Linked DNA regions of Homo sapiens: region 2 is linked to region 1. Evidence: chromatin loops called from intact Hi-C (ENCODE). Cell type or tissue: mammary epithelial cell. All regions are shown on one strand. Links, peaks and the distances in the headings refer to the core of each region. The heading gives the core; the rest is flanking DNA.

Region 1 (7,694 bases), core at 888-5,887:
TCCGCCCGCCTCAGCCTCCCAAAGTGCTGGGATTACAGGCGTGAGCCACCGTGCCCTGCCTTAATTTTTTATTCTTAGTAGAGACAGGGTTTTGCCATGTTGACCAGGCTGCTCTCAAACTCTTGACCTCAGGTGATCCACCTGCCTTGGCCTCCCAAAGTACTGGGATTACAGGCGTGAGCCACTGTGCCTGGCTGACAGTAATTATTTATTATCCCCATATTCCAGATGAGGAAACTGTGGCTCACAAAGGGGCGATCATGGATTTTGTCTGCCTTCCTCTCCACCCCCAGAGCTCTGTCACACAACATGGCTTTATTGAACACTTGCACGCCTGGTCTTCGTCTAGATATTAGGGATACAGTGACCCACATAGCTCCAACCTTACAGCCTAGCAGGGGAGCCAGACATTAATAAAATCACTATACAAACATATGTGGTTATAATCCCTCAGCAATCCCATTGGCTCCAGCTTTACCAATATACCCAGAATCCAATCAATTCCCACTAACTATAGGGTTACCATCCTGGCTCATATCCCCATCAACTTGTTCAGTGCAGCAGTCTCTCATCTCACGTCGTATTTTTTGAGTGGATGTGACAACGGAATAACAATAACAAAAAAAAAAAAACGGAATGGCTTAAGTCCATGGAACTGAACATTCATGACATTAGGGCTGACTTCAGGCATGGCTTGATCCAGGGGCTCCAACATTATCGGGATCCTGTGTCACTGTGCATAGCTGGGACAGCTGTCTCCCATGGCAGCAAACAAACACCGTTCCCCAGCAGCTGTAAGCTTTCATCCTCCCAGCTCAGCAACTCCAGCCAATTCCTTCTGCTTAATTACAGCATGTCTCAGGACTCATTCTCATTGGCCAGGCTTAGGTGACATGACATCCCTGATATAATCCCTATGTTCTGGCTGGAATACTCTGATTGGCCAATCTTGGGTCACATGACTTTTCCATTTCAATCTTTTTTTTTTTTTTTTTTTGGAGGGGGGAGATGGAGTCTCATTATGTTGCTCAGGCTGGAGTGCAGTGGCATGATCCTGGCTTACTGCAACCTCCACCTCCCGGGTTCAAGTGATTCTCCTTCCTCAGCATCCAAGTAGCTGGGACTACAGGCGCATGCCACCACACCTGTCTAATTTTTATATTTTTAGTAGAGACAGGGTTTCAGCATGTTGGCCAGGATGGTCTCAATCTCCTGACCTCGTGATCCACCCGCCTCGGCCGCACAAAGTGCTGGGATTACAGGCATGAGCCACTGCGCCTGGCCTAATTTTTGTATTTTTCTAGAGATGGTATTTCACCATGTAGGCCAGGCTGGTCTCGAACTCCTGACCTCGTGATCTGCCCGCCTCAGTTCCCCGAAGTGCAGGGATTACAGGCATGAGACACCACGCCTGGCCTGTTGTGGTTTTGAGATGGGGGTCTTTTTATGTTGCCCAGGCTGGTCTTGAACTCCTAGACTCAAGCCACCCGCCCCCCCTTGGCTGCCCAAAGTGTTGTGATTACAGGCATGAGCCACTGCACTGGGCCAAATGTGTTTTGTTTTTGTGCTTTTCACCGTCCCCAGCGCCCCCAGCTGCCGGCCTTGGGAGCCTGGTGTTGGCAGGACTGTGAGTCACTGTTGGGGTGTTTAAGGGCCTTTAAAAGGTGTTCCCAGCATTTCCCGGGGGCTGTGCACTAATTAGGTGATTAGTAGGCTGACTCCTGCAGATGTCTCCCTGGGGATACCGGGGGACTGTGGGGAGCAGGGAAGTGTGGCTGCCTACTTGGCCTGCCCTCCAGAGGCCCCATTGCCTCCCCATAGACACCCAAGGGGTAAGTGCCAGCCTCAGCTTTACGACAGGTGGGCTCTGTGTCTCTGGACAAGTGGCTGTCCCTCTCTGGTCCCATCTATCTGCTTTCCCATCTATCTAGTGGGCTGTGGGCATATACTATGGTCCTGTAGGAGCCAGAGCCACTATTCTTGCTCTGTTACTCAGATACCTCTAACCTCTCCTCCCAGCAAAATAATCATCCCCTTTATCATAAATGGCTGAGGTTTACCAAATTTTCTCAGAGCCCCAGCACTGATCCAGGCCTTCAAGGTAGGCGCAGTTATTACTACTTTTTTTTTTTTTTTTTTTTTAAATTTCAGAGACAGGGTCTGGCTCTGTCCCCCAGGCTGGAGTGCAGTGCATGATCATAGTTCACTGCGCCTCCACCTCCCAGGCTCAAATGATCCTCCCAGCTCAGCTTCCTGAGTAGCTGGGACTACAGGTGCACACCACCACACCTGGCTAATTTTAAATTTTTTTGTAGAGAAGGGGTCTCCCTATGTTACCCAGACTGGTTTTGAAATACTGGGCTCAATCGATCCACCTGCCTCGGCCTCCCAAATTGTTGGGATCACATTTGTGAGCCACTGTACCTGGCCAAATTTTGTGGGGTTTTTTGTTGTTTGTTTTTTTGAGACAGAGTCTTGCTCTGTTGCCCAGGCTGGAGTGCAGTGGCATGATCTTGGCTCACTGCAACGTCCACCTCCCAGGCTCAAGCAATTCTCCTGCTTCAGCCTCCCGAGTAGCTGGCATTCCAGCTGCCCATGACCACACCCAGCTGATTTTTGTATTTTTAGTAGAGATGGGGTTTCACCAGTTTGGCCAGGCTGGTTTTGAACTCCTGACCTCAAATGATCCGCCCACCTCAGCCTCCCAAAGACCTGGGGTTACAGGCATGAGCCACAAAAATTGAGTCCAATCTCTGCTCACACCAGAGACCAGGATAAACTCCCAATGGGCCAGACAGCGTAAACCAGGGGGCCCCAGCTCCTGGGACTCACCTCCTCTCTCCCTCCCCACTGAGGGTGTGGATTTCAATGTGTACAGCCTCCTAGACCCAGTAGGGCAGATGATCATGGGACACAGAGTCTCTTGGGGGGGTCCGTGGAATCCCATAACCCAGGGGGTCTCAACCAGGGTGATTCTGCTCCCAGGGGGCACTGGGTGATGTCTGGGGACATTTGTGGTTGTCACAATGGTGGGTACTCTTGGCATGGAGTGGGTGGAGGCCACGGATGCTGCTCAGCACCCTGCAGTGCCCAAGACGGCTTCATCCCAGAGAACTATCTGGCTCCAAATGTCCACAGCGGCCAGGGGAGAGACCTCATTCCAGAGCTCGATAGCCACCAACCATGCATGGTTACTTAGGTTTACACTGAGATGGATGGAAACGGGCCAGGCTGTAATTAACCCCAGCGCTTTGGGAGGTCGAGGCGGGAGGATTGATTGAACCCAGGAGGTCGAGGCTGCTGTGAGCTATGATCGCGGCCCTGCATTCCAGCCTAGGTAGCAGTGACAAGCTGTAGATAGATAGATAGATAGATAGATAGATAGATAAAAATGAGATGAAAGATGCATTTCCTCAGTTGCCCTGGCCACGGTTCAGGGGCTCAGCAGCCCACCAGTGACCACCACGTGGGACGCCACGGAGCTAGAATGTAGGCGATGTGGCAGAAAGTCCTAGCGGGCCGCGCAGCGCGGAGACCTCCCCGGGTGCAAACGCTCCCCGCCCCCCACCCACGCGGCGCCCGTGCCGCCGGCCGCTGTTCCACGGATGCCCACACGGGGGCAGTGTGTCATCAGGATCTCGCGCACCTTGGCTCAGGTCGCCTGCACCTGCCCTCTCCCCAGGAGGGTGAGCCAGGCCGCTGGGGGTTTGGAGACAGCAGCCCCTCGGCTTACAAATCCTTTGCGAGCACCTGCTGTGTGCCAGGCTGTGTGCTGGGACAGCTCAGTAAATCAGAGAGTCTTATCCATGCTTTCTCACCGTGGACTTTACGGGAGGGATGGTTCTCTGGGGTGGGGCTGTCCTGGGCACTGCAGGGTGCTGAGCAGCGTCCCTGGCCTCCACTCACTCCATGCCAGGCGCACGCCCCAGTCGTGACAACCACAGATGTCCCCAGACATCACCCAGTGCCCCCTGGGAGCAGAATCATCCTCCAGGTTAGAATCCCTGGGTTAGGGGATTCCGCAGACCCCCAAGAGACTCTGGATCCCATGATCCTCTGCCCTGCTGAGGTCCCAGGTGGCTACACACATTGAAATCCACACCCTGAGTGGGGAGGGAGAGAGGAGGTGAATCCCAAGGGTCCCCATGGTTTGTACCATCTGCCCCATCGGGAGCTTATTCTGCTTTCTGGTGTGAGCAGGGAGCAGACTCAATTTTCCCCCCAAATAATTAACTAAGAGATCCCCATTCTAGACACTGTGGACATTCAAGGCTGGATTGTCCTCTAGGATGAGGCCGCCTTGGGCACTGCAGGGTCCTGAGCGGAGTCCCTGGCATCCACCCACTCCATGCCAGCAGCACCTCCTCCAAGTCCCGACAACCAGAAATGTCCCCAGACACTGCTGTCAATCTCTTGATCAAGGGGTGCAAAATCACCGCCACCTGAGAATTCCTTTCTTTTTTTTTTAATTTTTTTTGAGACAGAGTCTCGCTCTGTCAACCAGGCTGGAGTGCAGTGGCACGATCTCGGTTCACTGCAAGCTCTGCCTCCCAGGTTCATGCCATTCTCCTGCCTCAGCCTCCCGAGTAGCTGGGACTACAGGTGCCCACCACCACATCCAGCTAATTTTTTGTATTTTTAGTAGAGACGGGGTTTCACCATGTTAGCCAGGATGGTCTCGATCTCCTGACCTCGTGGTCCGCCTGCCTCAGCCTCCCAAAGTGCTGGGATTACAGGCGTGAGCCACCGCAGCCGGCCAAAAATTCCTTTCTAGTGAATCAACTCATCACACATATAAATATTTATTTGTTTATTTTATTTTTATTTAGTTTTTTTGAGATGGAGTCTTGCTGTTGTCGCCCAGGCTAGAATGCAATGGCACGATCTCGGCTCACTGCAACCTCCACCTCCCGGGTTCAAGTTATTCTCCTGCCTCAGCCTCCCGGGTAGCTGGGATTACAGGCACCTACCACTGTACCCTGCTAATTTTTGTATTTTTAGTAGAGACGAGGTTTTGCCACATTGGCCAGGCTGGTCTTGAACTCCTGACCTCATGATCCACCCACCTCAGCCTCCCAAAGTGTTGTGATTACAGGTGTAAGCCACCGTGCCCAGCCCACACATAAATATATTTAAATTATGAAATAAGCAGTTATGGCCAGGCGCAGTGTCTCACGCCTGTAATCCCAGCACTTTGGGAGGCCGAGATGGGCGGATCACGAGGTCAGGAGATAAAGACCATCCTGGCTAACACAGTGAAACCCCGTCTCTACTAAAAATACAAAAAAATTAGCCGGGTGTGGTGGCGGGCGCCTGTAGTCCCAGCTACTCGGGAGGCTGAGGCAGGAGAATGGCGCGAACCCAGGAGGTGGAGTTTGCAGTGAGCTGAGATCGCGCCACTGCACTCCAGCCTGGGTGACTAAGTGAGACTCCATTTCAAAAGAAAGAAAGAAAGAAAGAAAGAGAGAGAGAGAGAGAGAGAGAGAGAGAGAAAGAAAGGAAGGAAGGAAGGAAGGAAGGAAGAAAGAAAGGAAGGAAGAAAGAAAGAAAGAAAGGAAGAAAGAAAGAAAGAAGCAGTTATATGAGGTGAGGGAGCTGTAAACTTTTCTTGACCATCACATCTCCACCCAGGTAAAAGTGATTCTCCTGCCTCAGCCTCCTGAGTAGCTGGGACTCCAAGTGCCCGCCACCATGCCTGGCTAATTTTTGTATTTTTTAGTAGAGATGGGGTTTCGCCATATTGGCCAGTCTGGTCTCGAACTCCTGGCCTCAGGTGATCCGCCCGCCTCGGCCTCCCAAACACACATATACACACATGTACTCAGGACAGAGGTTTAAGTACCTGCATAACCCCAATAAAAATTGCACAAGATAACTCTTCGCTCTGCAAAGCACCACGCACTGTGATGTTTCCTATTCTACTTCATTTAAAAAATATATATGGGTCATGATCCACTGAATTGATTTCTCCACCCACAGACTGAAAAAAATAATAATTAAAATAGCGACTGGGAATCACGCACTCCAGAAACATCCCCAGGCCCTTCCACTGTAGAAAAAAATGAATGAGCCAGGCACCAAGGCTCACACCTGTAATCCCAGCACTTTGGGAGGCCTAGGTGGGCAGATGACCTGAGGTCAGGAGTTCAAGACCAGCCTGGCCAACATGGTGAAACACCATCTCTATTAAAAATGCAAAAATTAGCCGGGTGTGGTGGTGGGAGCCTGTAATCCCAGCTACTCAGGAGGCTGAGGCAGGAGAATCGCTTGAACCTGGAAGGCGGAGGTTGCAGTGAGCCGATATCGTGCCATTGCATTCCAGCATGGGTGACAAGAACAAAACTCCATCTCAAAAAAATAAATTAAAAAAAAAATAGTGGTAGCCCGGCACGGTGGCTCACACCTGTAATCTCAGCACTTTGGGAGGCTGAGGTGGGAGGATAGCTTGAGCCCAGGAGGTTGAAGCTGAAGTGAGCCATGATTGCACCACTGCACTCCAGCCTGGGTGACAGAGTGAGACTCTGACTCAAAAGTAAATAAATAAATATAAATGCCTCCTTCTCACTTTATTTATCTGTCTATTTTCCAAATAGATTCATGGATTCTCTCTCTCTCTCTTTTTTTTTTTTTTAGATGGAGTTTCGCTGTCGCCCAGGCTGGAGTGCAGTGGCATGATCTCAGCTCACTGCAACCTCCGCCTCCTGGGTTCAAGCAATTCTTGTGACTCAGCCTCCCTAGTACCTGGAATTGCAGGCATGCATCACCACACCCAGCTAGTTTTTGTATTTTTAGTAGAGACGAGAGTTTGCCATGTTGGCCAGGCTGGTCTCGAACTCCTGATCTCAGGTTATCTCCTTGCCTCTACCTCCCAAAGTGCTGGGATTACTGCAGCCTCCCGAGTAGCTGGGACTACAGGTGTATGCCATCATGCCTGGCAGATTTTATTTTATTTTTTTGTGGAGACAGGTTCTCCCTGACAAGCCCAGGCTGGTCTTGAACGCTTGGCCTCAAGTGATGTGCCTGCCTTGGCCTCCCAAGGTTTTGAGACTACAGGCATGAGACACCTTGCCAGGCCCAGAAGGAGGGGTTTAGAAGGAGTAACAGGGATAGACAAAGTTACATTGTGTAGGGACAGAGCTCACACTGTGGGTAGACAGTTCCAGGCAGAAGGCACAGGCTGTGCAAAGGCCCTGGGGTAGGACTGTGCCTGACTAGTTAGAGGAACACTAAGGAGACCTGTGTGACTGGAGGAAAGGGAGACAGGGAGGAGGGGAGGACGGGGAGGGGCTGGTGCAGGCCCTTGTGGGCCATGGGGCGGACTTGGGCTTTTCCTGAAGGAAGGTGGGAGCCATGGAGGGCTGTGAGCCGAGGAGGGACAGGCCCTGACTCAGATTTGAATTCAGTTATGAAGGCCGAGTGTGGTGGCTCATGCCTGTAATCCCAGCACTTTGGTAGGCTGAGTGGGGAGGATCACTTGAGGTCAGGAGTTCGAGACCAGCCTGGCCAACATGGTGAAACCCCGGCTCTACTAAGATATACAAAAATTAGCCAGACGTGGTGGCACGCACCTGCAGTCCCAGCTACTCAGGAGGCTGAGGCACAAGAATCGCTTGAACCCAGGAGAGGAAGGTTGCAGCGAGCCGAGATTGTGCCACTGTACTCCAGACAGGGCAACAGAATAATGCTCCATCAGA
Region 2 (7,694 bases), core at 1,352-6,351, 180 kb after region 1:
TAGCTGGGACTACAGGCCCCTGCCACCACGCCCGACTAATTTTTTGTATTTTTAGTAGAGATAGGGTTTCACCGTGTTAGCCAGGATGGTCTCGATCTCCTGACCTCGTGATCCACCTGCCTTGGCCTCCCAAAGTGCTGGGATTACAGGCGTGAGCCATCACGCCCGGCCTAATTTTTGTATTTTTTATAGAGATGGGTTTTCGCCATGTTGCCCAGGCTGGTCTTGAAATTGTGAACTCAAGTGATCCTCCCGCCTCAGCCTCCCAAAGTGCTGGGATTACAGGCATGAGCCACTGCGCCCGGTCTCTCTTTCTATGTCTCGACCCAAGACATAGTGTGACATAGTTGTCTTGGGTCGAGACATAGAGATGGTTGTATGGATTTATAATCATTTGTTACATTGCACGCTTACGTGTTCTGCACTTTTCAGAGGGGTACATTGGTAATATATCCCAATTACAATGTTTATTGTGGTGATATATGCATAATATGAAATGTACCGTTAAAAAATTTTTTTTTAATTGAGAAAGCACTTTGCTCTGTTGCCCAGGCTGGAGTGCAGTGGCGTGATCTTGGCTCATTGCAAACTCTGCCGCCCGGGTTCAAACGATTCTCATGACTCAGCCTCCCGAGTAGCTAGAATAGCAGGTTCCCACCACCACACCTGGCTAATTTTTTTTGTATTTTTAGTAAAGATGGAGTTTCGCCTTTTGGGCCAGGCTGGTCTTGAACTCCTGACCTCAGATGATCCACCGGCCTCTGCCTCCCAAAGTGCTGGGATTACAGGTGTGCACCACCGCACCCGGCCCATCTTAACCATTTTTAAGCATAGAGTTCAGTGGCATTAAGTACATTCATATTGTTCTGCAATCATCACCACTATCTGATCTTCAGAACTTTTATTTTACTTTATTTTAGAGACAGGGTCTCACTCTGTTGCCTAGGCTGGATTGCAGTGGTGCTATCATAGCTCACTGCAGCCTCCAGCTCCTGGGCTCAAGTGATCCTCCCACCTTGGCCTCCTAAAGTGCTGGGATGACAGGCGAGAGTCACCTTGCCTGGCCTCCAGAACGTTCTCATCTTCCCAAACTGAAACTGTATCCCTGTGAAACACTCACTCCCCATCCCCCTCCCCAGCCCCTGGCACCCCCCATCCTGATTTCCATCTCTGTGAATCTGATGGCTCTGTGGTCCTCCTATGAAACCTCTGTCTGTCGTTTTGTGTCTGGCTTATTTCACCGAGCATGGTGTTCTCAAGGTTCACCCACGTTGTGTCAGGTATCAGAATTTCCTTCCTTTTTGTGGCTGGATAATATTCCACTGTGTGGGTCGACCGTATTGTATCGATCCCTTCATCTGTGAATGGACGCCTGGGTTGCTTCCGCCTTCCGGCCACTGTGAATCTTACTGCTGTCAACATTGTTATACAAATATCTCTGTTCGAGTCCCTGCTTTCAATTCTTCTGAATATACACCCAGACGTGGAATTGCTGGCTTCCGTGGTAATTTTGTGTTTCGTTTCTGGAGGAACTGTCAAACTGTTTTCTGCAGCAGCCGTACCATTTTACATTCCTACTACAAACTTTTTTCTTTCTTTCTTCCTTCCTTCCTTCCTTCCTTCCTTCCTTCCTTCCTTCCTTCCTTCCTTCCTTTCTTTCTTTCTTTCTTTCTTTTCTTTTCTTTTCTTTTCTTTCTTTTCTTAATGCTGGAAACTGTTGTCAGCTCTGCCTGGTACCCCCAGGGTTCCAGGGGGCTTTTTGGACCTGGGGTGGGTTCCCTCGGATTCCCTACCCCCTCCCCACCACACAGCCCAGCTGGCGGGAGCGACCAGCAGGTGGCCACTTTAATTAGCTCCTGCCTGGAGAAGTGGACACCGTGGAGCTCCGTACAGCGTGTCCCTGGGAGACCAGGGACCATAGGGGGCGGGGTTTGAGGGGGAACCGAGGGTTTGACAACATCGGAGCAGCCCACGATGGTCTCATTTCACAGGTCCCCAGACAGGACCACTCAGTCCCCTGTATCCATCCCAGGACCCCTGACCTCCTGTGTGCAATCCCTACCCCACCTTGGGGAAACGTCTTTCAAAATACTTTTGATCTAATTAGGCTTTCAGGGCGAGGGCGGGTTCTCTTGACTTGCTTGTCTCCTGTCTCTGTCTCTGTCAACGTCTCTGGTCTCCCACCCCTAACGTCGCCCAATCACAGCCTCACTCTGGGCCACCAGAGGGCTGGCCCCGCCCCTCGCTTCCCACCCTCCGATCCCTAATGTTGCCCAATCACAGCCTCACTCTGGGCCACTCTATGGGCTGGCCCCGCCCCTTGCCTCCCATCCCTAATGTCATCCAATCCCAGCCTCACTCTGGGCCACTCCGGGGCTGGCCCCGCCCCTCACCTCTCCTGATTGGTCCTGATTTCTGCCACCATGCCACACCCTCTCAAGCTCCACCCCCATCCATTGGCTGGTCCAACTTGTGGTCCTCTCAGACCATCCCCTCTCCCTCTGATAGGGGAAGGTGAGGCCCAGAGAGGGGGAGCGCATGATCCAAGGCTACACTGCTGGTCAGTGGCAGAGCCCACTGCTCCCTATCCCAGGGCCAGGCCTTCTTCCATCTTTCTGGGACCACTAGTGCCCTCCCCATCCTCCCCGCTGGGCAGCCCCTCTGCCCACTCCCCTCACCCCACCTTGTCCAGGGCTCTCAGCATCTCTTTTCTGAGCTCAGCCACTGACTTTGTTAATGGCTGGACCTCCTCTCCCTCTTCCTGGTCTCACCCTTTGCGGGGGTGTATGTGTGTGCAGGGGTGGAACGGGTGGAAAACACTGAGCCACTTCGACTGTCCCCTCCCAAAACATGGTGGCTTCAGCATCCTCTTCTCTTTTTATTTTTTGAGATTGTAATAAGATATACACAACTTCAAATGTACCGTCTTAACCATTTTAAATGCATGGTTCAGGCCGGGTGCGGTGGCTCACGCCTGTAATCCCAGCACTTCGGGAGGCCGAGGCGGGCAGATCACGAGGTCAGGAGATCGAGACCATCCTGGCTAACACGGTGAAACCCCGCCTCTACTAAAAATACAAAAAAATTAGCCAAGCATGGTGGCGGGCGCCTGTAGTCCCAGCTACTCGGGAGGCTGAGGCAGGAGAATGACGTGAACCCGGGAGGCAGAGCTTGCAGTGAGCCGAGATCGCGCCACTGCACTCCAGCCTGGGTGACAGAGCCAGACTCCGTCTCAAAATAAATAAATAAAAATAAAAATTGCACAGCTCAGTGGTATTAAGCATATTCACACGGTTGTGCAACCATCACCACCATCATCTCCAGAACTTTCTCATCTTCCCAAACTGAAACTCTGTCCCCATGATACACTCAGTCCTCATTCCCCTCCCCAGCCCCTGGCACCTCCCCATTTTACTTTCTGTCTGTGTGAATCTGATGACTCTAGGGACCTCCTAGGAGTGGAATCACACAGGATTTGTCCTTCTGTGTCTGGCTTATTTCACTGAGAGTGACATTCTCAAGGTGCATCCATGTTGCAGCCTGTGTCAGAATTTCCTTCCTTTTCTTGGCTGAATAATATTCCGTTGCGTGGATGCACCAGGTTGTGTAGATCTATGCATCTGTGGATGGAAGCTTGGGTTGCTTCCACCTAGTGGCCACTGTGGGTGGTGCTGCTGTGACCATGGGTGTGCCCGTGCTCTCTTAACACCCCCGTTTCTCTCCCTTCCAGGCTGTGCCTTCCTCACCTACTGTGCCAGGGATTCCGCCATCAAAGCTCAGACTGCCCTGCACGAGCAGAAGACCTTGCCCGGAGTGAGTCCTGTGTGGTGTCTGGGGAGGAGGGGACAGGGGATGGCTCTCAGCCTGGGGTGGGAGCCAAGGCTCTTCCTGAGATTGGCTGTGAATTCTGTGTGTCTCGGGACTCAGAAAGAGGTATGAGGAGCAGAGGTATAGAAATCATCATAATAGTGTGCATTTATTGAGTGCCTACTGTGTGCCGTGCTCTATATTTCATACCAGAGTGGTTGTGTGTGGTTGTGCAGGTTGTATACTGCACAAGGGCACCTGGCCCAGTGTGTCGTTGTCTTTGGGTTGAGACCTGAAGGATAAGGAAGCATTAGCAGGCAGAGGGCACAGCATGTGCCAAGGCCCGGGGGAGGACCATGCCTGACGTGTTGGAGGAACAGGGAGGAGGCCCGTGTGGCTGGAACAGAGTGAGGAGGTGGAGAAAGAAAGGCGGGAAGGGCAGGGGAGGTGACAGGGCTGGTTGCTGAAGGCTGTGTGGACCATGGGGAGAAGCATAGACCATGCTTGCTTCTCACTATAAAAAGGAAAATGATTTTCCTCGCTTGTCTTTATGGTGCAAACGGAGCCACAGTTCCTTAACACAAGGGCTTCTTTTTTTTTTTTTTTTTTTTTTGTTGTTGTTGTTGTTGTTGAGATGGAGTCTCGCTTTGTCACCCACGCTGGAGTGCAGTGTCATGATCTCGGTTCACTGCAACCTCCGCCTCCCAGGTTCAAGTGATTCTCCTGCCTCAGCCTCCCAAGTAGCTGGGATTACAGGCGTGCACCACCATGCCTGGCTAATTTTTGTATTTTTAGTAGAGACGGGGTTTTGCCATATTGGCCAGGCTGGTCTCAAACTCTTGACCTCAAGTGATCTGCACACCTCGGCCTCCCAAAGTGCTGGGATTATAGGTGCGAGCCACCAGGCCCGGCCAACACAGGGGCTTCTTCATCACAATTTCTGTCTGCAGAGGAGGCTGGCCTGGGTGCTGTCTCTGATGAGTCTCTCCTTATTTTTATTTTTTGAGACAGGGTCTTGCTCTGTTACCCAGGCTGGAGTACAATGGCTCACTGCAGCCTCCACCTCCTGGGGTCAAGTGATCCTCCTACCTCGGCCTCCTGAGTAGCTGGGACTATAGGTGCATGCCATCACACGTGGCTAATTTTTTAATTTTTGTAGAGACGGGGTCTCATTATATTGCCCGGGCTGATCCTGAACTCCTGGCTCAAGCGTTCCTCCTGCTTCGGCCTCCCAAAGTGCTGGGATTACAGGTGTGAGCCAGCACACCCAGCCTGATGAGTCTCTCCTGGTCAGCTTTGTCCTCTTTGGGTGGGCAGGAGGCCCCTGCCCCCAGTGAAGGATGAGTGGTCTCCCTGAGCCAGTCAATCCGGGTCCCCAGGCCATGCCTCTTGATGGAGACTGAAGGAACCACAGTGAGCCACGGCGCCCCACCTTGTGAGCTCTGGGGCAGGGAGCTCACCCTTCCCTCCGGAATTCTCAGGGACCTTTCAGCCTCCAGGGACATCAGGGCATTCGTAGCCTTCGTGCTTGGCTGACTGTAGGAAATCTGACGTGCGCCTTCCAGGGACCCGAGGTCATGGCATGAGTTTGACTTGATTCTCCATGAGCATTGGAAGGTTCTGGGCCTGGGGGTGGCCTCTGCTTGGTCTTGAAGAATAGAGAGCCCCTCTTTTGGGTGTGATGTGATGCAAGTTAGAGTGTGGGGTCTGGCAGCCACATCTGTGGGCTCGTTGCTCAGCTCCATCCTTGCTGTGTGACAGTAAGCCAGTGACTTAACCTCTCTGATCTTCAGCACTGGAAGAGAATAACAGGGCAGGGTGGGCTAGCAATCTATAGAGAAGGTGCTCAGTGGAGGGCTTCACTGAGGATGTGACATTTGAGAAAAAACCTGAAAGATGGCATGGAAGGGCACTCCAGGCAGAAGGAACAGCATGTGCAAAAGTGATCTAGAGTCTGCGGTAAATTCCCTGAATTCACTGTTCATCTTGGACCTTCTGCTGGTGCCTACCCAAACCAACCAGAAGCTAAAAAAGTACATTAAAAAAAAAAAGAAAGAAAGAAATCCCACAACCGAACAAAAAATCAAACCAACCAGAAGCTGGAGGGCAGGTCAGTCCATACAGATTAGTGCCCAGGGGCACAGCAGAGTTCTAGGGACCATATTAGTTATTTATTGCTGCATAACAAATTATCCCCAAAATAAAGACTTCAAACAATAAGCACTTGTTATTTCACAGCTACCAGGGGTCAGGAATTTGGGACTGAGTTTGCTGCATGATCCTGGCTCAGGGAGGTTACAGTCAAGATATCAGCAGGAGTTTGTGGTTGAGGAATCTGCTTCCAAGCTGGCTCCCTCTAGTGACTGTTCAGGAGGCCTCAGTTTCTCACCACGTGGGCTTCTCCACAGTGCTGCTTGAGCTTCCTTACAACATGGCATCTTCCCCCAGCACACGTAACCAAAGAGTGATCAAGGAGGAAGCCACAGTCCCCTTTAAGCCCTAGCCTCGGAATTACACACCATCATTTCCACCACATTCTAGCACCAGAAGCCCAGGGGTGCAGAGCAGGGGGGGCAAAGGTGGAGGGAGGAACTCAAGGAACAAACCAGCTCAATACTGGACTTGTCCAAGGTTAGGCAGCCTGCAAGCTGCAGAGTGGGGATTTGGACCTTCATAGTCTGACTCCAGACCCTGTGCTGTTGCCTAATTCATCTAAGTTTAGTGAACCATGTTTTTGCTTGGCATCAGGTCCTGGGGGAAGCTCTGGTCCTTCTGTCCAGAGAAATCTGTACATAGATGGAGATTTACCAACACTTCTAAGGAGTCCTCCCAGCTAAGCACTTCTCCCCCATTCCTTTGTCCTCATTTCCCTGATGAAGGTAACTGAGACACAAACCCAGTCTCTATTCCACTGTCTGAGGCCTTAGGGACCTTGGAACTGGTTCTTTTCCTGTTGGGGGCCAAAACTGAGCTCTGCACTCTGTTGGCAGCCAGGAGGGAAGATGGAAGAGGGTGGAAGGACCAAGAGCCACGAAACCTCATGCCCTTCTTGCCAGGCTGGTGTCCTGGATCTGAGTCCACTTTGAGATGAAGAGATGCCGCAATCACCAGCAGCTCCTTCTCTGCATCCATCTTGAGGGGACTCTGTCCTTCTCTCCATGCCTACTCTCCCTGGGTCAGCCCATAAATTCATAGCTTCCATCCATCCATGCACCTTTCCATCCACCCATCACCCATCTGCCCATGTGTCTACATGCCTGCCTACCTGTCACCCATCTACCTGCCTATCCATTCATTCATTCATCCATCTACTCATCCACCTACCCACCCACACATCCATCATCCACCCATCCTCTCATCCAGCCACACGTCCATCCATCTACGCATCCATCCATCCATCCATCTATCCATCCACCCACCCATCTATCCATCCATCCACTGATTTACCCTTTCATCCATCCATTCACACACTGATCCATGTTTCTATCCATTCATCCACCCATCCACCCATCAATTCATCCATCCATCCATCCATCCATGCATTCATTCACCCATCTACTCATTACCTACCCACCCACCCACACATCTATTATGCATCCCTCCATTCTCCCATCCAGCCACACACCCATCCATTCACCCACACATCCATCCATCTACCATTCATCCATTGAGTCACTCACTCATCTATCCACCCACTCATCTATCCATCCATCTGTTCACCCATTTGCCCTTTTATCCATCCATCCATCCACCCATCCATCCATCCATTCATCCATCCATCTATCCATTACTCATCCACCCACTTGTCTATCCATTCATCTGTCCATCCATCTACCCTTCCATCCATCCATTCATTCATCACTCACTCTTCCACCCATCCATCTATT

The links. Hi-C counts contacts between places; a loop is a spot of excess contacts. Peaks named below come from ENCODE experiments on the same cell type or tissue, not always from the same donor. Only the 100,000 strongest peaks of a DNase experiment are listed, where the experiment ranks them.
Region 2: a loop joins it to region 1, with 35 times the contacts of the local background. A loop is called at or near these places in 1 of 110 quality-filtered maps.

The regions. Positions count from the first base shown.
Region 1 is chr19:3,072,529-3,080,222 of GRCh38, forward strand. LOC105372242 (a long non-coding RNA gene) reads right to left here and starts at 2,946. Exons shown (of 4, transcript XR_001754027.2): 1 at 2,833-2,946. RefSeq lists an enhancer at 743-1,037 and a silencer at 3,906-4,163. In mammary epithelial cell, for the core only: CTCF peaks have their summits at 1,579 (motif pointing left) and 3,609 (motif pointing right); no DNase peak of the experiment used is centred there; H3K4me3 peaks cover 176 bases.
Region 2 is chr19:3,247,255-3,254,948 of GRCh38, forward strand. CELF5 (CUGBP Elav-like family member 5) reads left to right here. Exons shown (of 13, transcript NM_021938.4): 2 at 3,731-3,813. Among named protein-coding and RNA genes, the nearest start is that of CELF5, 26 kb to the left of the region's middle. In mammary epithelial cell, for the core only: a CTCF peak has its summit at 3,654 (motif pointing left); no DNase peak of the experiment used is centred there.